Linked DNA regions of Homo sapiens: region 1 is linked to region 2. A link is an interaction called in ENCODE POLR2A ChIA-PET data of the cell type or tissue named here. Cell type or tissue: MCF 10A. All regions are shown on one strand. Each heading gives the region's core, and the rest is flanking DNA. Links, peaks and the distances in the headings are about the cores only.

Region 1 (10,878 bases), core at 1,392-9,391, 96 kb after region 2:
AGGCCAGTCACAAAATGACACATACTATATGATTCCACTTTATGAGGTACCTATAGTAGTCAGAAAGTAGAACGGTGTTTACCAGGGGGTGGAGAATGGTGGGATGGGGACTCATCATTTATGGGGTATAGCGTATCAGATGAGGAAAATGAAAAGAGTTATGGAGATGGGTGGTGGTGATGGTTGCACAACAGTGTGGATGTACTTAATGCTGCTGAAGCATATACTTAAAAATGGTTGGGCCAGGCGCGGTGGCTCATCCCTGTAATCCCAGCACTTTGGGAGGCCGAGGCAGGTGGATCACCTGAGGTCAGGAGTTTGAGACCAGGCTGGCCAACATGGTGAAACCCCATCTCTACTAAAAATACAAAAATTATCCGGGTGTGGTGGCACACGCCTGTAATCCCAGCTACTCAGGAGGCTGAGGCAGGAGAATTGCTTGAACCCAGGATGCAGAGGTTGCAGTGAGCCAAGTTCGTGCCATTGCACTCCAGCCTGGGTGACAAGGGTGAAACTCCAAAACTCCATCTCAAAAAAAAAAATGGTTAAGATGGTAAATCTTATGCATATTTAACACAAAAGGTCAGCTCCTACCCTTGTTAAACCTCTCCTGGTCACCCTTACCCTCACTGGGTAAGGTGACTTCTGCAGCCTCTTCTCGATTGGGGGGCATGCCTGTGGAACAGAAGTTCTCACACACCTCACTTGTAATGGTGGACTTGTCTTTTTTTCTGTAGACTGTGAGCTTCTTGAGGGAGTATTTCTATGTTTTGCTTTGAGTCCCAGGTGTTTAACACGATAACTGTCTCTATTTGTTGACTAATTGACTGAAAAAAGTGAAACTTGATTTTGTGACTTTTTTATGTTCTATATACTACACAAGGACTTACTGTTTTATGTTTTAAGCGCATCTGATTATTTTGGATTGTAAGGTTCTCAAAGTACATCGGCCACAACTGTGAGTATTTTCATAACTCAGAAATTATTACAGTATTCTAGTGAGTCCACTGAGTGTGCTCAATACTGATGAGATAGCTGTCTTTTGTAGGTAGGGAGATATGGGAAAGTTACAGTTAGTTTCAGCTGGTAGCAGGAGAAAAACAGCTTGTTTGGACATAGCCAGCATTTAACAAGGATCTTTAGTTTTCACTGCAACTATTTGGGAAACTTAGTCAATGGATACTTAAAATAGGAAGTAATTGATTCTCCACTAATTTATTCCAACAGTCAATTATTAATCAACAAATATTTACTGAACGCCTACAGTGCACCACCGTTGGGCATGAAATGGTGAATCCAGTCCGATGGAGTCTTTTCCCCCATGGTTAAACATTAAGAACGACGCCGTGTCTCTCTCCAAGATGCCAAGGATACATTTATTTTTATTCTAATTACTTTTAACAAAGTTAAAAAATGAGATTTAGAATTTCTCTAACACTGAGGCTCAGAAAGATCATCTTGTTTAAGATCACGTCATCCATGATCTTGATGTCTGTTTACGATCACATGATCCGTGAACTTGACGTCATCAGGGCAGCCGTGAGCGCCGCTCTTCTGGGTGACACTGGCCCATCTTCAGCAGCTCATTAACAAGAAGCAGCCCCACGGAGTGCCTGCCAAACAATCTTAAGATGACTTTATAGTTTAAAAATGCATTTCAATCATTTTTATTGGCCATTTTGTATAACACCCTGACTGGTCTTTGGCAATATTATCATGGATTTTTTTGTTTGTTTGTTTTTCCTTTTGGTTTTTGAGATGGATTCTTGCTCTGTCACCCAGGCTGGAGTGCAGGGACGTGATCTCAGCTCACTGCAACCTCCACCTTTCGCGTTCCGGTGATTCTCCTGCCTCAGCCTCCCGAGTAGGTGGGACTATAGGCACTCACCACAACGCCCGGCTAATTTTTTTGTATTTTTAGTAGAGGCGGGGTTTCGCCATGTTGGCCAGGCTGGTCTCAAACTCCTGACCTCAGGTGATCCACCCGCCTTGGCCTCCCAAATTATCATCATTTTAAGGCGATGCAGAAACAAGTGTTTGTGCAAAACTGGGACGAGGTGGGAGAGAAACAAGAGAATGTTTTTCAGTGATCCTAGGCCCTCTAGAGCACCCCTGATAGAGCTGAGGTCAGAAATCATAGTGAGCAGGCAGCTTCTTCAGCGCTTCTGTTTCCCAGGCTTGGCCTCATGATGGACAGGATCTCCCTCTCCAGGATGCGCTTGATTGCAGCTCAATAACACCAGAGACTCTAGCTTGGAGTCCTTGCTGTTTTAAAGGTATCCTAGTTTTCATCATCAGTAGAAAGGAGTACTATATTTTGGCACGGTGAGGATTTTGTACACAAACAGTTAAATCACTTATCTAGTCACTATTTCGTTAATATTAGATGTTTTGGTCTATTCTTGCATTGCTATAAAGAAATGCCTGAGACTGAGTAATTTACAAAGAAAAGAGGTTTAATTGGCTCATGGTTCTGCTGGCAAGTGGCTGCATAGTGTCTTCTATTTCTGGGGTGGCCTCAGGGAGCTTTTACTCATGGCACAAGGCAAAGTGGGAAGAGGCATGTCACATGGCGGGAGCAGGATGGAGCGAGAGAGAGAGGAAGCAGGTGCCACACACTTTTAAACAACCAGATCTAGTGAGAACACACTCACTGGACAGAACCAAGGGGGGATGGTTCTAAACCATTCACGAGAACTTCACCCCCACAATCCAGTCACCTCCCACCAGGCCCTACTTCCAACACTGGGGATTACAATTTGACATGAGATTTGTTGAGGACACAAAGCCAAATGATATCCTTAGAATACACAACATGGTGTTTTCACATGGGAACTGGTGGCATTTGGGCAACTTTCTGTAAGTGTTGCTACTTACTGCTCCTCTCAGTCTGCACTCCTGACTCCATCTTGCTGTAGGTACCTAACCTTAACAATACGGAAAGGAGCCTCCTACCTGGAACTGCATAAAGGAAACAAAAAATAGATGTGTCCAAGCTATGACATGAATTACTGGCACACAACAAATAACCAAATTAAATGACACCCTGTTACAGCTCTTATGGCTGGAATCACAAGAAAAGGTCATCAATTCGCTCAAGTCAAAAAAGGGAATGTATTGGTGTTGATAACTACAAAGTCCAGTAGCAGTCTTAGCATTAAGCAAGGCTGGATTCCAGAGCTTAAATTATCCTCTGGTTCTTGCAAAGATTGACATCAACTACTTTGGGTTACTTGGTCCTTGCCTTTAGCCAAAGGAGAGAAATAGCTTCCTGAGTAGCTCTGGTTGGTCCAGCTCGGACCTTGCCTTTCCTTCCCTGAGCCAGTCTCTGGAACCAAAGGAATAATGCACTCTGACTGGACAGTCTGCATCTGATAGAGACAAAACAAGGCCACCTAGGGAAGAGGCAGTTCCAGACTGGGGAAGATTCTGGGAAAAAAAAAAGATATCTACAATACTATGTGTATAAACTCACCCACAAAAATCCTAGTAGCACTAACACTGTCTTAATTTCTCCATTAGGAATCAGAAAAACCTTTAATGAAGAGTGACGGAGAGAATGGCCTGTGATTGGATTGTGAGCCTGTTTCTGCCACCAGGCAGCCCCTCTGCAGGCATCTCCCTCCCACCTGACCCGTGGTCTGTGCGAGTGCAAGTTAAAAGGGTCATTTCCTTGCCTCAGAGCTGATCTCAGCCTTAGATACTTTCCAGTTTCTCTGCTACCTGTCATTCAGTCTTTTGAAGTACAGCATTAATTTTAACTGTGATTTCATTGCAAAAACAAATTTGCCAATGGAATGCTATTCGTGTCATTTATTTCCCCAGATCTTCCTATGAGCTCATCTCTCTCATTCAATTGTCTCTACTCCAATGTCACTTCCTTGGCTGAAGGAAAAATCAGTCCTCATTCCACACACTGCAACCTTGCCTTAGTTGATTTACAGCACATATCGTATCATAACCTGACCACAACTACCTCTTGCTTAACTGTTTATTTTTTCGCTCTCCTCCCAGAATATATCCTAAGACAAAGAATTGCATATTGGCATCGTAGTTTCCAATCTAAGCACATGCGCAAGGGAACTCAGGTTAGTTGAGCTAACATTTTCTTCCGCTATAAACTAGTGTTCCTTAAAGAGCAATTTTTTAGAATACTGGTTTCCTTGATCAAAATATGTTTGGGAAATGGAATATATGCTTCATGAGGACAGGCTATCTTTTCATGGTGATATATCTAGTATATAAAAGTGTATCTTAGTACACAGTAGGTACTCTCTAAATGTTTGTTGAATGAATGAATCTAGGCAACTTAACCTTAGTTGTTTTTTTTTTTTTTTTTGACACAGTCTTGCTCTGTCCCCTAGGCTGGACTGAGTAGCATGATCTCGGCTCACTGCACTCTGCTTCCTCAGGTTCTAGCGATTCTCCTGCCTTGGCCTCCTGAGTAGCTGGGATTACAGGTGCATGCCACCATGCCTGGCTAATTTTTTAGTATGTTTAGCAGAGACGGGGTTTCACCATGTTGGCCAGGCTGGTCTAGAACTCCTGACCTCAAGTGATCCACCCGCCTCGGCCTCCCAAAGTGCTGGGATTACAGGCGTGAGCCACTATGTCTGGCTCCTTCACTTTTTTGAAATGTAAAGTCTTGAGATATCAACGAAGAGACTTGCTTAACTTTGTTTAACTCAATCTTCACTCTGCAGTTTTCATGGGAGACACTTAGGCGGCTTTTCTGTAAGATACCGTCTTGTCTTACTCCATGAAAAGAGGCTAACTTTTATCATGTAAAACGTTACAGTGGAGAAGGTGATTGCAGTAGTACGGTAGTGATAGAGGGTTTTGCTGGGCAGAGCACAGAGTCCTGTTTTAAAGATATTAGACAGCATAGAACGGTGTGGGGAGGGGCACTGGGGAATTCTTCCTGGACAGCAAACGGCTCTTATAAAACAACAATTTGATGAGCTCAGTGCAAATGAATCAGAAACATATGGATTCAATTTCCCTTGAAACACATATGGCTTTAACAATTAAACACTACAGCGATTAGCAGGGAAAAGAATACACAACAGGGATTTGATGGTGGCCATTGGAAAACATGTCTGAGGTCTTTCCTGAGCCCAACCTGGGTCATTCCCATAGGACACATGGAATTCTAGCTGCAGGACACGAAACATCCTTTTCCAAATGCAATCTGTTGGGAGCATTAGTAGTAACTTAGCAGTAATTTTCACAGCCGCTCTGTGGAGGAGAAATGGCTTTTATGTTAAGGAGAATGGGTGGAGTAGAATTACATTTTTGGGGGGTTACAGTTTCTGCCTTTGTTATACTGATATCATGCATAGACACACACACACACACACACACACACACACACACACGCAGAGTGTTTGTGTATGTTATGGTAATTATCTTCAAGGAACTCAAATCCCTCCAAAGACATTATCTCATTTGTTTTTATTATGTGTGCCCAAGAGATATATGTGATTATTTCAGCTCCACATTTAGGGAAGGAACCTAAAGAACAGAGAGGTTAAGGGAGTGACCCCAATCACACAGCTGGCCCGTGGACTGGCCAGGCAAGAGCAACGTCTCCAGCCTGCAGTCGGCCAGTTCCCACTTCCTCATCTGCCCTGGCTCTAGATTAATAAAGTCATGCACAGCATTGCTGTATATTAACTTGAAATTGTGTTTCCTAAGGGGAATTCTGGTTTTTCCAATGATACTGTAGCACTCAGCAACTGGTGAGGAAGATGCAATTAATTTTTCCCTCATGAATATGATCATTATATAAACTAGCTCAGCAGCCTCCGGGGCCAGATACAAGACACTGAATTATATATCACAAAGCTGTTCCTTCTATCAAACAGCTCAGGGCCAAAAGGAAAACCCAGAAGGCCACATGATCACGTGTCATCATCCTTACTTAATGGACACAACAGTTTTCTAATCCGCTCAAATGTGGGGGAAAACCTTGCCCCCTCCTTCTACTTCATTTTAAAAGATGGTAAATGTATTTTTTTTTTAGATCAAAGGGAGTAGCCTATGCGATCTAATATTTTGGATCTTTCTATATCTAATTCAACTACCTCAAATATCTTTGGCCCACAAAATGGTCCCCCAGGGTTTATTTAGTATAATAATATTTTAAAGCTGGAGCAAACTTTATAGGTGATTCATACCAATAGTTTTCAGTCTGGCCAAGCATTAAACCTTTGTGGCACAGCAGGAGCGGGTGGTGGCGATTAAAGAAATCCCACACCAACAAGAGCTGCCCTGCCTGCCCTGAGGAGGAGCTCAGGCACCTGGCACCTGCTCGCAATTCCAAGGGGCAGCTTATCCAGTAAGCCCCAGCTGCACCCACTCCAACCCTGCCACCCAGAGATGAAGCAGCCTCACCAAACACACAGGTCATTGCCTTTTCTGTTCCATGGATTTGTTCATTCCAGAAATGCTGTATTCGTATGGGTACCCATCTTAAAATTTTACCTGGGGCAAGGCATGGTTGCTCATGCCTGTAATCCCAGCATTTTGGGAGGCTGAGGTGGGAGGATCGCTTGAGTCCAGGAGTCCAAGACCAGCCTGGGCAACATAGGGAGACTCCGTCTCTACAAGAAATAAAAAATTAGCCACGTGTGGGCATGAGTGCCTATGGTCCCAGCTACTTGGGAGGCTGAGGCGGGAGGATTACTTGAGCCCAGGAGATGGAGGCTGCAATTTGCCATGATGACATCACTGCACTCCAGCAACAGAGCAAGATTCTGTCTCTAAAATATCTCTCTGTCTGTCTCTCTCTCTCTCTCTCTCTCTCTCACACACACACACCCCTGGGATTTGTTTTAATCAGGTATGATAAGACCTGCACAGACACAGAAATGACTGTTAAGACAGGAAGCATTTAAACTCTCACATCACCCCTGGAAACAGGGGGAGGGCACACCACGCAGGGCCATGTGGGGAAGCAGCAGGGCCAGCCAGCAGCCGGGGGGAAGGAGGGAAGAGCCGGGTGGAAGCCTTTACTGGGTGTCACAGGAGGCAAGGTGAGGGAGCTGCGCACACACCTGGGGCTGGGTAGTTCAAGCCATTTCTGCAGGCTCCGGGGTGCTGGGGTGGTCCCCCCTTGTCAGATACCTGGTCCTAGGGTGATGGAGGGCAGGAGAATAGTATCACAGACTGCAGGAACCGGATAAAAGGATGAGGGTGGGGCATGGACAGGATTGGTTGGTTTGCATGTCATGGGCGCACTCATCTGCAAGCCTAGTATCCCTAGAAATTAGCTAACCTCAGGGGGCCATTCCTTCCCAGATTCACAAGGCCCCGAGATGTCAAAGCATCATAAAATACAAAAGATGTTAATAAATAACATGATTAGTACAGTACCTCATTAACCATCAGAGTGCTAAATGAGGATCACAGAAATAAAATAATTAAAAAAGCTTTTAACTGCATGTTTTCAGTTTATACATGGTTTTCAGATATAATTTCTCTTTTAGTCTTCCTAGAAAATCTCCATAATAATATCATCATCCCTGGATACGGAAACGAAGGCTGAAAGAGAGAAGAGGACGTGGTTTCCTGATAGCAGAGTTCAGGGTGGAAACTCCAGATCCAGCTTTCTGCCTGTGACGATTCTGGTGGATGTGAGCCTTGGGTGCTGCCTCTGACACCTGCTGTGCACGGCAGCCAGAGACCGCGTCCAGAATGCAGGCAGTTTGTCTCCCACAACGTGACAGGTGGTGCCGGCCTAAGCTATGATCCGCTAACAAAATAGGGCTATGAGCCCTCTGCCTTTCAGAGCAGGCGGGGAACATTCCTGCAATGCTATGGGTTGGGTGTGTGAGTTTTTTCTTGAAGAACGTAATTAGAAAGGGGGGTTCTATGTGTCATGTATAAAATACCGATGGGCCAGCCACAGAGAACGCTGTAGGCTTTGACAGACAAGACAGGGTGTCTTTACCAGCAAATGGACACCATGCCACATCATCCTTAATGAAATACGTGCACTTTAGTGAGACAAAAATGCATCCGTAGCTCTGCCTGCCTCCTCACGATCCTTCTCCAGCTATAAGGACATCAAATAAACCATTTAGACAGAGGGCCCTTTAATGAGTTTCTCAGCGGCAGTGAATCAAGTCAGAAAGGTAATTCAACCCTCACTCCCAAGGTACAAGGGAAGGCAAGAAAAACTGTTTCTTTAGATTCCATTCTGTCCACAGAACCATTCATCAATTTCCTTCGAGAGTCTGAATCAATCCCAGCAGGACCGCTTGCCAAAAAGAACGCTCTGTGGAGACACAAGCCCCAGCTTGTGTTTGCTCTCTGGGTCTCTTCCCTCCTCTTTCTTCCTCCGGGTGGCAGGAGGGCACCGTGGCAACACAGGAGGCATGACCTACAACAGGCCCCCGAGCTCCTGGGGCCCCTGCATGCCCTGTCGTAGGTTTCTGAGTACTCATTCTCATGGGCTGCTTGCCCATTAGCTGATGTCACTTAAATAACTGCTTTGCCAGAGCTGGCTTGTGTAGGACTCATCTGAGGTCCTTACCAACAGAAGGAATAAGGAATTCACATGGAAAGTTGGCCTCACCCTGCTCTTCCCTCATCAATGGAATAATCTGAAATGTGCAGATTACCAATGCTTCCAGAGGCACCGAACTCAATGGTTTGGCTTGGCTTTGTGCTTCAGTCCACACAGATGGCAGGAGCAACTTAGAGGTGGGAGAGATACTTAGAGAGCAGCGACTCAAATATTTTCATTTGATTGCTTTAAAAAAATGAGGCTTTGAGAGGTGAAGTATTAACCTCTTGCCCACCATTATACCACTGCAGAGAAAAATCAATTCACCTGAAGTCAGGGCTCTGTCCAAAAGAGGACCCACAGTTTCTGAGTCCCTCACTGGTTTGAGCATGTGTCTTTTACCACATGGAGATTTTTAGACATTGTGTGCTTTGTAGGGTTTACTCATTTTAATTAAAAAAAAAAACAAAAAACCCTTTCATGTTGTGCAGCTCATCGTCGAAATGCTAGGCAACACGCCGAATGTTTTATTACAAACCAGCATTCCCTGCAGAAAAGTCTTATTTTGATTAATCTTCAGCACTTACAGCTCCTTTCTGCCAATCAAAGTTTCCATCACGCACAGGGTGCTGTTGTAGAGACCAAGTTGACATGTTGAGGCAGCCCAGAACAACTTTAGAGAGGAGAGGGAGGACTTTTCCTGTCTCTTTTGATAAGGGAAATAGTATGTTTTAAAGACACCTTTGTGGAATCCTTCTTCCCTTAGAGTAGATTGAAAGACTCTCACTTTAAAATAGCCACCCCAGTGGAGTAAAAAAGATGCTGAGTTCTCGTTCTCATGAATATACTGCTGATTAGAAGAACAAGATGTTGACAAACCCAGCCCAGATAGGTCTATAAAGCTTGAAAGAATTTACTGAATAGGCTGGGCGTGGGGGCTCAAGCCTGTAATCCCAGCACTTTGGGAGGCTGAGGCAGGTGGATCACGAGGCCAGGAGTTTGAGACCAGCCTGGCCAACATGGCAAAACCCTGTCTCTACTAAAAACACAAAAATTAGCTGGACCTGGTGGTGTACGCCTGTAATCCCAGCTACTTGGGAGGCTGAGGCAGGAGAATTGCTTGAACCTGGGAGGCGGAGGTTGCAGTGAGCCAAGATCAAGCCATTGCACTCCAGCCTGGGCAACAGAGTGACTCTGTCTTGGAAAACTAAATAAATAAAATAAAATAAATGAAACACAATATTTATCCATTAGCATCTGTTTGTAGGTGTGTAGTAAAATATCGGTTAACATTAATTTCATATTGAAATTTCAGAAGCCTTTTGAGATTGCTATTAAATCATTTAAAGCAGCTCCTCTTTTCTTGGTAAAACCCTTTCATTTGAAGTGTCTGCTATTACATTATTGGACCTAGATTTCATTGCTATAAAAGATCTTTAATTTGGGTACATTTGTAAGCTGTACATATTATTGATTTATATCTCATACTCATTTTTCCAGTGATTATTACCAAAATATCATTCTGTGTAAAGCTATTTGCAGTTTTGACAAACCTTGGAAGAATTACGAGCAAACTGTTGAGATGCAATCCTTTGCATCTAGGATAGGCGCTCCACCGGTTACCAAGGTTCTTCTTCTAGCATTGAAATTAGTGTGTACACAGTGGTCTCCCCAGGTGGGCTTCTCTAAGGTTCTCAGCACTTATCCTGCTCTTGAAGTTAGCAGTTGTTTGATTGTCCAAGTAGTAAAAATGCATATTGATACTGAAGCTGGTTTGTGTTCCTGCTCTCTTTTCTTCTAAAATTGTAGGTTACAATGTTAGACTTTGTCCCTTCTCTTTTTTTCTTATTTCTTCATTCATTCAACAAACAATCACTGAGCACCTTCTTTGTGCCAAACACCAATCTCGACTCCAGGGATACTGCACTGAACCATCCAGATCTCAGCTGTGAATTGCTGTCAGGAACATTGTGCTTTGAGAATGAATTCATTACATTACTAGCAGAGTTCATCACCACACGCATCACTACAGCAGAGCTTAATTATCATTAATGTGATATTAACATTTGTGTATTTATTCATTACACACACAATTGGCAATATTATCTTTCCTAGATAAAATACTTTAACAAGTCCAATTACTAAGCTGCTGAAAGGACATACATAAATGTTTGTAAATAAATAGAGGTTTGGAAGATACAAGATGATTGTGACAAATGTCTGTCCCTGAAAGATGATAATCATTGAAAAGCATTACATTTATTTTGAGGAAACTGGTTTTTTTCTCAACAGAAAAAAACATATTTGTAGCAGCTGGAATAAGAGGTAGGCATAGTATGAGAATAATACCTAATTTCATAGCAAGT
Region 2 (10,878 bases), core at 2,253-10,252:
ACAGTGTTAATAGGAATCCTGACTGTTGAAGCTCCTCACTAAAGCCAAACTCCGTTGGGCCTTTCCCGGTCCTCGGCATCAGGAGCCCGGGCTGCACGTTCTTGTGCCTCATTTCAGGAGGGTCCAATCTTTTGGCTTCCCTGGGCCACATTGGAAGAAGAATTGTCTTGGGCCACACCTAAAATACACTAACATTAATGATAGATGATGAGCTAAAAAAATTGCAAAAAAATCTTATAATGTTTTAAGAAAGTTGATGAATTTGTGTGGGCTGCATTGAAAGCCATCCTGGGCCACGTGCAGCCCGCAGGCCACAGGTTGGGAAAGCTTGCCATCCTTTCAGAGCTTTGGTTGCTGTGACAATGCCCTGTTGTTTGACCACTCCTTCGTTTCAGACATCATCCCTAAAGAGATCACAAGCCTGGCCAGATTAGGAGATGCTTAAAGTGAAGCCTGGGATCTTTGGGACCTGGTCCCCATGGCTCCTGCACTCACTAAAGAAGAAATCGAGCCAGGCACCACCGCCGGGGACCTTGAAAAATGTCAAAGCACATGAAATTGTTTGTGGGTGGCTCCCATTTTCTTGTACTCTTTCCTTCCTTCCTTCCTTCCTTCCTTCCTTCCTTCCTTCCTTCCTTCCTTCCTTCCTCCTTCTTTCTTTCTCTTTCTTTCTTTTCTTTCTTTCTTTCTTTCTTTCTTTCTTTCTTTCTTTCTTTCTTTCTTTCTTTTCTTTCTTTCTTTCTCTCTCTCTCTCCCTCCTTCCTTCCCTCCTTCCTTCCTTCCTTTCTTTCTTTTCTTTCTTTCTTTCTTTCTTTCTCTCTCTCTTTCTTTCTTTCTTTGAGTCTTGCTCTGTCACCCAGGCCGAAGTGCAGTGTGGTGATCTTGGCTCACTGCAACCTCCGCCTCCTGGGTTCAAGCAACTCTCCTGTCTTAGCCTCCCTAGCAGCTGGGATTACAGTCGCCTGCCATCACGCCCAGCTAATTTTTGTATTTTTAGTAGAGACAGGGTTTCACCATATTGGTTACGCTGGTCTGGAACTCTTGAACCTCAGGTGATCCCCCCGCCTCGGCCTCCCAGAGTGCTGGGATTACAGGTGTGAGTCACTGCGCCTGGCCCTTGTACCCTTCTTTCAAGATGACCTCAAAAGCCCTCCAGAGTCCCTGCATTGAATTCCCACTCCACTCAAGGAGGCTGCCTTGGTCCTGGGGTGCAGAAAAGACTAAGAGTTATGTGTTGAAAGCTGTGGTGTGATGTCTGGGAGAGGCAGGACTCCTCAATTCAAATGACCTACAATGGAGACACAGTGTGAGGCAGATGTTCCCCAACTATAGGACGTCCTCTACAAGTAAAGAGCAGGGGAAGAGTTTAATATTGTATTAATCCTGGATCACTGCTCTCCCCTCACTTAGATACTGAATGGATAAACTGAGGTACCATTAAACAGACCATGAGGCAGTAGGTTTTCCATTCCAGGTGTTAACAGACAAAGTGGCACATTTTAAAAAAGAAACAAAAACCTAGTCCTCTTAATCGTATTGCTTAGAAGTGCTGTGACAGACAGAGATAAGCAGGTAGCTAGATAGATGTGTAGGTGTAAAGAAACAGAAAAAGATAGATTGACAGAAAGCAAGATGGCCTGTAAGTTAGATTATCTGCAAGGACGAGAGATAAATCGATAAATAGAGCAGTTACCTAACCACTTGCATTTTGTTTCCTCCCACATTCTTCTTAGCTTTAGATCAGCTACCAGAATTTTATCATTATGTACAGAGCAGGAAGGTACTTAAGTGATCTCCATATTCATTCTATGATGTTTCTTCAAGAAATTTTAATTAAGTCATTTTTGCATAAAAAATCAAGTACTATGAAGTTCCATGTATTAAGTGCACATTCAATATTAAGATGCATAAGTTATAAACATCCAAAAGACACTCCCCCAACTCCCAAAGAAACTCACAGCTTATGGACCTGCAGATGGTTCTGATGTGGGCAGTGGGAGCTGTAGCCTGGAAAATGAAGCTGTGACACCGTATGAAGTTCTGTGTCTTGGATTCTGTTTGTGGCTACCAGTGTAGCAGCTGACCACCCCTGCTGGCTGGTTATCAGGTATTTTAAAAGATACCATACATATTTGCAAAGAAGTCTCATTAAAAGCGATGATGGAAATACAGTGTGGAATACAGTGCCTGGCTTTGCAGCAAGACCTCCTGGTGTCAGCTCTTAGGGTAGTGGTAAAACACCCTCAGCTCTACAAGAGGACACAGTTCGTTCATTCATTCATTCATTCTTTCATTCATTTAAATATTTCTTGATGTCTACTCAGTGCCAGGATCTGAGCCAGGAAATATAGCGATGAACAAGTCCAACACATCTCTTTCTTCATGATGTTTACATTGTAAGCAGGGAGAATCTTCAAGTACTCCTATTGATTTGAAATAGACACTAGAGGAGAAAATCATGAAGGAAATAGGCTCAGAACTCATTGAGTTCAACAGAAGCAGTGAATTCATCAAACTCCAGACAATACTGTCCCATCTGAATTTCTTAAGACTCACGATCAGTGTTTGCCTCTCTTCATTGGTGATAGCCCTATTCTGTGGGGTAAAGTTTCTGAACAGAGCCCTAGAGAAGAATTCTGCTCTACCCATCATTTTCTCCTTTTCATACATACAGGTTTATTACCCATGCCACCATTTAGCTGCAGAAGAGTTAGAATCCTCCAACGTGGTTGGTGATTTGCCTGTGTAACCCCTTTCCATGAAACCACATTCTCCTGGCCAGGCAGCCGAGGGTGGTTTTAATGCCAGGAGTCTCCACAAAGGACATGAACAGCCCCACAGAGGTTGTCCACCTCACACCCACCACATGCCCTGGTAAAAGTGCCATCTCTCTTCTCCTTATCTTTTGTCTATTAAGCAGATAAGGGGAGTTGACTCCTATGCTACGCTAAGGGACACGACAAAGACAAGTGCCTCCCCTAGCCTGTGGCCATCACTTGATGTCCCATCACTCTTCCTCGTCTTTAGTGGAAGTTATTGGGTTGAACAACAGACATGACATCATTCAAGTGCCCTCAGCCTGGGTTGGGAGAAACAAGCCTATGTATTAACACAATATGTCATGTAATCAACCCTTCTTCTCTCCCCTTTTTCTTTGTTGAAGGATGGCACAGATCTACACAGTTGTCTTCAGGTTAGTGTGAGCTCTGAGCCCTCGAGAGTTTTCCTCAGAAGGAAGCTGTTCTGGAGAGCGTCTGTCATTTCCTCTCAGCAACTTTTGAAATTGAGCATTGAGGGAGTGTAGGAAAATTCCTAGGTTCTAGTGAATAGGCTCACTCAAGAGGCTGAAGAGAAAATATGCAAACTAATTATTGTAAAAACCTTTCATTTCCATAGTTTTCTAAAACAGTGATGTAATCATATTAAAGAACAGCCTGGGTTATACTTATAGTCTACCTATTAATAGGACAGCCTCTTACCGACACCTACATTTTTTCTGCTGCTCCCAAATGATGACATACACTTTGCTGTTTTAATACGTAAACCAAATTCATAAGCAAGTAGATAAGCCCCAGATTCTTCTTGCAGACACTGAACATTGTGGTCCCATAAATGCAAGTTCCATCTCTGCCATCATTATCACAATAATTATTATTTAACAATTACCATTTTTGCATTTCCCTCTCTTGTACTGGGCTATCATTTCCAGGGACTGTTTCTCTTGATCATTCCTGTATCCCTAGCATTTAGTACAGATTCTGGCACAAAATTGTCACTCAATGAACATTTCTTGCGTAGATGAATGGGTTTGAATTCGGAGCTGTTGATTTGCTTAGAGAAGTACCTTTTGTGAAAATGTCCACATGTTGTAGGTAGAAACAGGAGGTGAAACACGTGGAAATGATCACAGAGGAGCTAAGTATGATGCAGAGACACAGCCCTGTTCACGACAGTGCCACACAGAGGTGGCCGGCTGGGCACTGGAGGGGGTCAGGGGCTGCCTGATTGTCAGAACTGTCAGTGGCCTGATGACCACACACATTGCTGCTGGGCAAATTCTTACCTGAGAATTTCTTCCATTTCCTGGAAACACAATTCAAAATCTATATAAATGCCTTGTTTTTCTGGCGTTGTCTAAGAACAAAGTGTTCCTTGGTTTGAAATTTTCCAGATGACTATTTGGAATTTTACTCATTTTGGTGAATTATGTTATATTTTCTTGAAAGTTAGGCTGAAGTTCACTTAACTCTTTCTAAAGACTCAGAGTCACCCTGTTGGCTAGCTCTTGAGAGCATCTACAGAATGGTTTTATGTATGCACATACTTTTTATGGCTTGAAGAATACTTATGCCCAGACCAGTTGTTTGTAAGTCCCCCTCTACCCTTGTGGTGTGACAATAGGAATGGGCAGTGGGAAGCAGCAAGCAGCAATGGGGTAGCGGTGTGCAGAGCCCGTGGCTATCTGTTTTGTAGACTGGTACTTCTTGGATGTTGTGTGAGCAAAGAATCCTGGTTTCATATATACTACCATGCATTACTTTAATTAATCTTCAAAGTGTTTTGCTCAGGCAAGTGGGGACTTATTTCTCTCTCCACTTTACAGGAACACAAATTGATTCAGTAAAGTTTATTTTTTTCTTATTTATTTGTTTGTTTATTTTTTGAGATGGAGTTTTGCTCTGTCGCCAGGCTGGAGTGCAGTGGCATGATCTTGGCTCACTGCAACCTCTGCCTCCTGGGTTGAAGAGATTCTCCTGCCTCAGCCTCCCGAGTAGCTGGGATTACAGGTGCACACCACCACACCTGGCTAATTTTGTATTTTTAGTAGAGATGGGGTTTCACCGTGTTAGTCAGTCTGGTCTCAAACTCCTGACCTCAGTTGGTCCACCCACCTCAGCCTCTCAAAGTGCTGGCATTCCAGGTGTGAGCCACCACGCCCAGCAATTCAGTAAAGTTTAGATTTACTTTGTGAGAAAACACATAGCTAAAGCAAACATTCGTGCAGGGCCTACTTCGTGCCAGGTGTGGTTTTAGGACCTTTATACTATGATTTTATTTCAACATTTTTAGCATCAGCAATCTCATTCTACTAGGTCATGGCAAAACTGGACTAAGAGCTGTGGCATTTTTCTCTGAATCCCATGTTCTTTTCAGAGGGATTACATTACTTCTACAAAATAACACTGTCTTAGTCAATTTAGTGTTGCTATAACAGAGTATCTGAGACTGGGTCGTTTAGAAAGAAATGAGGTCTATTGAGCTCATGGTTCTGCAGGTGGGAAATTTCAAGGGCATGGCGCTGGCTTCTGGCCAGGGCTTTCCTGCTGTGTCATAACATAACAGAAGGTCAAAACTGGGGTAGGCATGTGTGAAAAGGAAGGGACCAAGGAGGGTGACATGTTTTATACCAACCTACTCTTGAGGGAACTAATCCATCTCTGCAAGAACTAATCCAGTCTTGCAAGAGTAAGAACTCACTCACTATCCTGAGAACGGCACCAATTTATCGTGAGGAATCCACCCCTATGACCCAAACACCTCCCACTGGGCCCCACTTCCCAACACTGTCTCTTGCAATGAAACTTCCACATGGGTTTTGGTGAGGACAAGGCACATCTAAGTTGTAGAAAATACCCATAAAAAGCTTGAGAAAGCACATGGATGGATATACATGACTTTGTTTCACCATCTTTGCCCTTTTCTATTGATACAACGATGCTCTTGAGTCTAGAAAAAAGTGCTTCAGGCTGAACGGGTTTCAGATGGCTGTCCACTGGATTTCTGGTTTTACCTTTTATCTCTAATGGGCTCACCCCGCACCTACCTTAAGGCCAGGTTCATCACTGCAAAACACAAATCCAATTCCAAAACACTGGGAAGCAATCAGATTGGATTGTTCTTTTCTTAGGAAAAGAAAGCAAAAACTTACCCCCCCATAAGGCACCACTGCCTAAAACCATCTGTAAGCATTTCTGTCATTTCCTTGGAGGCTTGAGACTCACCTGTGAGAGGGAAAGCATCAACCTCTCCCACATACCCTTAGTTGCCCTAAACGATTCACCCCTGTGTTCCACCTTTAGTAAAAGAAAAGCACGGTGATTACCAGAATTCAGTGCAGAGCCATCCCTTAACAAGCAATGGTTAAGAAACAAGGGAGGGAAGGAAGAAAGGAAGAAAGGAAGGAAGGAAGGAAGGAAGGTAGGTGGGGGGGGGGAGGGAGAGAGAGAAGGAAGAAAGGAAGGAGGGAAGGGAGGGAGGGAAGGAAGGAAAGAAGGAAATGGAAGGAAGGAAGGAGAGAGGGAGGAAGGAAGGAAGAAAGGAAGGAAGGAAGGAGGGAGGGAGTGATGAAGGAAGGAAGGAAGAAAGAAAGAGGGTGGGAGGGAGGGAGAGAATGAAGAAGGAAGGAAGGAAGGCAGGGAAGGAGGGAGGGAAAGAAGGAAATGGAAGGAAGAAGAGAGGGAGGAAGGAAGAAAAAAATGGAAGAAAGGAAGGAGAGAGGGAGGGAGGAAGGAAGGAAGGAAGAGAGGGAGGGAAGGAGGGAGGGAGGGAGGGAGGGAGGGATCAGAAATCATAGCCAGTGAAACCCAGAAAACCGTTAGGCAGGAATTAGGACAATACCTTACTCAGGTTTGCATTCCCAGCATTTAGCACCATATGCATCATGCATCAAAAATGTTGTTGGGTGAATGCTGAGCAACAGCCACACACTGAATAAACCAGGCAGGTTGACGTCACAGGGGAGGGCACAGTGTTCCTGGACTCTGAGTGGGTGGCTATTTTTCATGCCAAGTCATGACAGTAGCATTCAGTGTGGTGGGTAAACACAGTCTTATGAATCTCACTTTTAAAAAACTGGAAGTGCTATAGATAAAAGCTTTCATAATTTTGAGATAATAATGGTAAAAATTATCATTTTTGCTTACTATTTGTGATGGTTAATATTGAGTGTCAACTTGATTGGATTGAAGGATGCAATGTATTGCCCCGGGGTGTCTGTGAGGGTGTTGCCAAAGGAGATTAACACTTGAGTCACTGGACTGGGAGAGGCAGACCCACCCTCAATCTGGGTGGGCACCCAGCTGCCAGCTCAGCTGCCAGTGTGGCTAAAATAAAGCAGGCAGAGGAACGTGGAAGGACTAGACTGCCTGAGTCTTCTGACCTTCATCTTTCCCCTGTGTTGGATGCCTCCTGCCCTCAAACATCAGACTCCAGGTTCTTCAGCTTTTGGACTCTTGGACCTACCCCCCGAGTGGTTTGCCAGGGGCTCTCAGGCCTTCGGCTACAGACTGAGGGCTGCATTATCAGCTTTCCTACTTTTGAGGTTTTGGGACTTTACTGGCTTTCTTGCTCCTCAACTTGCAGATGGCCTGTTGTGGGACCTCACCTTGTGATCATGTGAGTCAATACTCCTTAATAAACTCCCTTTCATATATGCATCTATCCTATTAGTCCTGTCCTTCTAGAGAATGCTAATACAATATTTTTAATTTTTATATCCCACAATAAAACTCAGAAGTAGTTAAGTCAGGCTTAAATGCAAGAGAACGGTTTATATTAATTATTGGCCATAACCAACAAAAAATTTCAGAAAAGTCAGTATCATCATGCTGCCTTTATCCAGCACTGACTTTGTTAAGCCTTCCAGAATCTGTCATGTATGAGATTCAACCTGAAATACATACACGCAACAGGTGCATCTTAGGGCTTTGAGGCCAACTGCAACTCATAGTTGCCAAGAACCACCAGCCCTGAGAAACACCTGAAGAAGAAGATTGGTTTAGTGTTTGGGTCCTTCTATGACCTTGAAGAAAGCACTGGGGAAGACATGATTGTGCCTTCACTGAGTAGCCCCACCAGCCATCACCACTTCATTTCTTACCCACCTTTGTAGTATACTCATTCCTAATTAAGAAGGCTGAGGCAGAGCCAAGGGTTAAGTTAACGCAAGGCTGGTACCTTTCCTAGGCTTGCCAGTCATTTGCACACAGAGAAGACCATAGGAAACTGAAAGAAGAACAGAGAGAGAGAATCTAGGTTTCCTGACAATGTAAATTACATCTTAGTATGAGAAGTTAAACAATATCCATTGTTTTGAACTATTTTTTCCCTTAAATCCACAGTGGTAAGTCCTTTCTCTTTCAAGGACTGTTGATCATCACAGGAAACCGGGACCATCCGGTCAAGTCAGGGCATCTCTGCTAATCTTTAAGTTTATAAACTGGTACAAGAAATAAATAAAGAACCTGAGTTGGAATTGCCGGTTGGTTTAGGCTTATCTTATTTGGAGAAAGTAATAAATTGATTATGCTTTAAGTGAACAGTGGGAAGCGATTGATGATTCAATAACTTTAAATTAAAAGAAGATTTACTGGAAAATTGGCAGTGCTGCAGCAGATTTGAGTCGTCTGTTAAGTAACAGTTAGTGCCACATGCCATGACAAATCCAGAAGCCAGTTTGTGGGGAAAAAAAAAAAAAAAAAAAAAAAAAAAGGGATCCTCTTCCCTGGATATATTTTACTTTTGAGCCCATGAAGAAGATTTGAAGCCAATGAAGAAGATTCGAAGGCACCTTTCAGAAAGGGAAGTGAGTGGGGGCAAAAGAAACCGCCACCATCTGCTGCCTCCCAGATACGATGATAAAAAATATGGCATATTGTTTAGAAGTAAGGACATTGCCCTTTTTCTTTTCTTTTCTTTAATTTTGATGTGCATCATTATGATTTCAAATAATGAAATATAAGTGGACTTTTAAGTTCTGTTTCTGGTCTGTTGAGGTTGACACGGCTCACTGAAAGTTCATATCTCTGGCAGGTACATGAGGGAAATACACACCCCTCCCAGGGATGATGGAAGGTTAAGGTCCTAACACCTCCTGCACATCTGAGCAGCTGCACATTGAACCAGATAGTCCTGGAATGTGGGAAAACAGAGGCAGACTCAAGAGTCTGGAACATTATTTTAGGATCACACAAAAAAGATACATAATTTTCATAGGTAAGTGTTGTTTTTTTGTTGTTGTTGGAAAAAAGTTTCTCACTAATAACTATCTAAAAGGGAAGTAATTAGGGTTTCAGGCGTTCTAAAAATAACTGTAAAGAGGGTTTTGTTTTGGTTTTGGTTCGTTCTGGTGTGCCTTACAGCTTTCCCTAAGGCAACACACTTACTGACCTATTGCTAGGGCAAATAGGTGGAAAAAAACAAGCTTTCCTCTCTCTGGAGAAAGGAAGGGTCAGGTGTAACACTGAAGTGACTCAAAAGTAGGGGAGCTTGTATCAGCTCTGGTCTGCACAATGATTCCCCTGCTCTTTACATAGAAAAAGAAGAAAGGAGGAGAAATCTCACAGCAATGTCCTTGATTTAACCGTACAAAAGGGCAGAAATGATTGATCGTTATTTTGCCGTTTGGGCTATTGTTCATTTAAATTTCATGTGCCAATTCTGACTGATTAGCAGTGGCTGCTTGGAGCATTGTGTGAGGAAGAACTCTCAGGCACATGGTGAGCACTCAGTTAGCACTTGCTGTATGTTGAATGAATGCCTGTCTTGGACACAGGGAAAGGAGTGGTACAACATGTGTTGCAGAGTTGCCTGGAGTTGACACCAAGAAAGATATTCTAAAGAGGAGAAGGTTAGGGATGAGAGACAAAGATGCATGCTAAGGTTGATGAGCTGTTCTCCTAACATAAAGCCTGATCTGGCCTTCGATTTCAGTACACATGAGTAAACTGTTAAAGGATGCTACATTAATTGGCCGTGTATATCTGAACTCTTGAAACAATGCATGCTCTTTGACCCTACCTCCGCCCCACAAGTCTAGTTCTAGCAATTTAACCTAAGGAAATAATGAGGATGTGAACAAAGCCTTAGCTACGGTGGTGTTTGACAGAAGCATTTCTTATTTATAAAAAAGAGAAACCCGTGCAAAGTAACTCAGGTTCAAAAAGAGGTTAACATAAGGCAGTATTTCTCAAATTTGGCCTGTTGACATTTGGGAACAGATAATTCTTTGTTGTAGGGGCTGTCCTGCACATTGTAGGATACTTAGCAACGTCCCTGGATTTTATCCACTAGATGCCAGTAGCAGCCCCTCACTAGCTGTGACAACCCTATACCTTCAGATATTGCCAAATGTCTCCTGGGAGGAGTGGGAAACCCAAACCACTCCCAAGTAAGGATCACTGGTATAAGGGTATAGAGCTCTGGCAATTCAAAAAAAGCTGAAAAACCAGGATTCAAAATCTGAAGAGCTGCAGCATCTTGAGTGCAATCATCTCTCTTACTCCCATTTCCCCTTCTGCTGACCTTGTTTGATTTATAGGACATAGATCTGCTCCATTCTAACTCTGAGTCTCTGCTCTTCATAATTGCAATGTGTACTTAGGGTAATAATGACACCGCACACATAACTTTATATGACCTTTCAGCTCAATTATCCGCCACCGACTGCTAACTTCTTTCTGCTTCTTAGTTTAAATTAAGAAAAGAGGTAGCTGATTGGTTCTACTCATTGTGAAAAGTCAGGTGAGAGGCCTTAGGTAACTGGCTGCCCAAGGATGATCTCTAACCTGCTCTGGGGCAGGTGTCCACCTCCTGCTAGGTCAGCTGTGAGTGGACAAATTGAAAGATTCCCTCAAAATGTCACTGATAATGTCGTTCATTGCAATATGTTTTTCCTGCTTCTTCACCTGCCTGGCAATTTTCGATTAGATGAGAGACATTGCAACTTTGCCTGGTTTAGAACACTGGATATTTTTATATTCCTCTGAATATTCTTGAGCTTTCTTCTGGGACGCAGCTAAGTTACTTGGAAACAGTTTGATCTTTTAGGCTAGATTAACACCCCTCTAGTTCCACCTGATAAGCCTAGTCTAGGGCTAA

The links. Peaks named below come from ENCODE experiments on the same cell type or tissue, not always from the same donor. Only the 100,000 strongest peaks of a DNase experiment are listed, where the experiment ranks them.
Region 1: POLR2A ChIA-PET joins it to region 2 with 5 read pairs; 2 of 35 experiments call an interaction of 5 or more read pairs at or near these places.

What each region holds. Positions count from the first base shown.
Region 1 is chr10:6,869,786-6,880,663 of GRCh38, forward strand. The region is part of intron 3 of LOC105376387 (a long non-coding RNA gene); the gene reads right to left. Among named protein-coding and RNA genes, the nearest start is that of LINC00707, 96 kb to the left of the region's middle. RefSeq lists an enhancer at 7,217-7,717. In MCF 10A, for the core only: no CTCF peak of the experiment used is centred there; no DNase peak of the experiment used is centred there.
Region 2 is chr10:6,772,493-6,783,370 of GRCh38, forward strand. It overlaps LINC00706 (long intergenic non-protein coding RNA 706), which reads right to left and starts at 6,688. Exons shown (of 2, transcript NR_108074.1): 1 at 6,619-6,688; 2 at 1,811-2,443. It overlaps LINC00707 (long intergenic non-protein coding RNA 707), which reads left to right and starts at 7,106. Exons shown (of 5, transcript NR_038291.1): 1 at 7,106-7,395; 2 at 8,812-8,994. In MCF 10A, for the core only: no CTCF peak of the experiment used is centred there; a DNase peak (open chromatin) is centred at 6,729.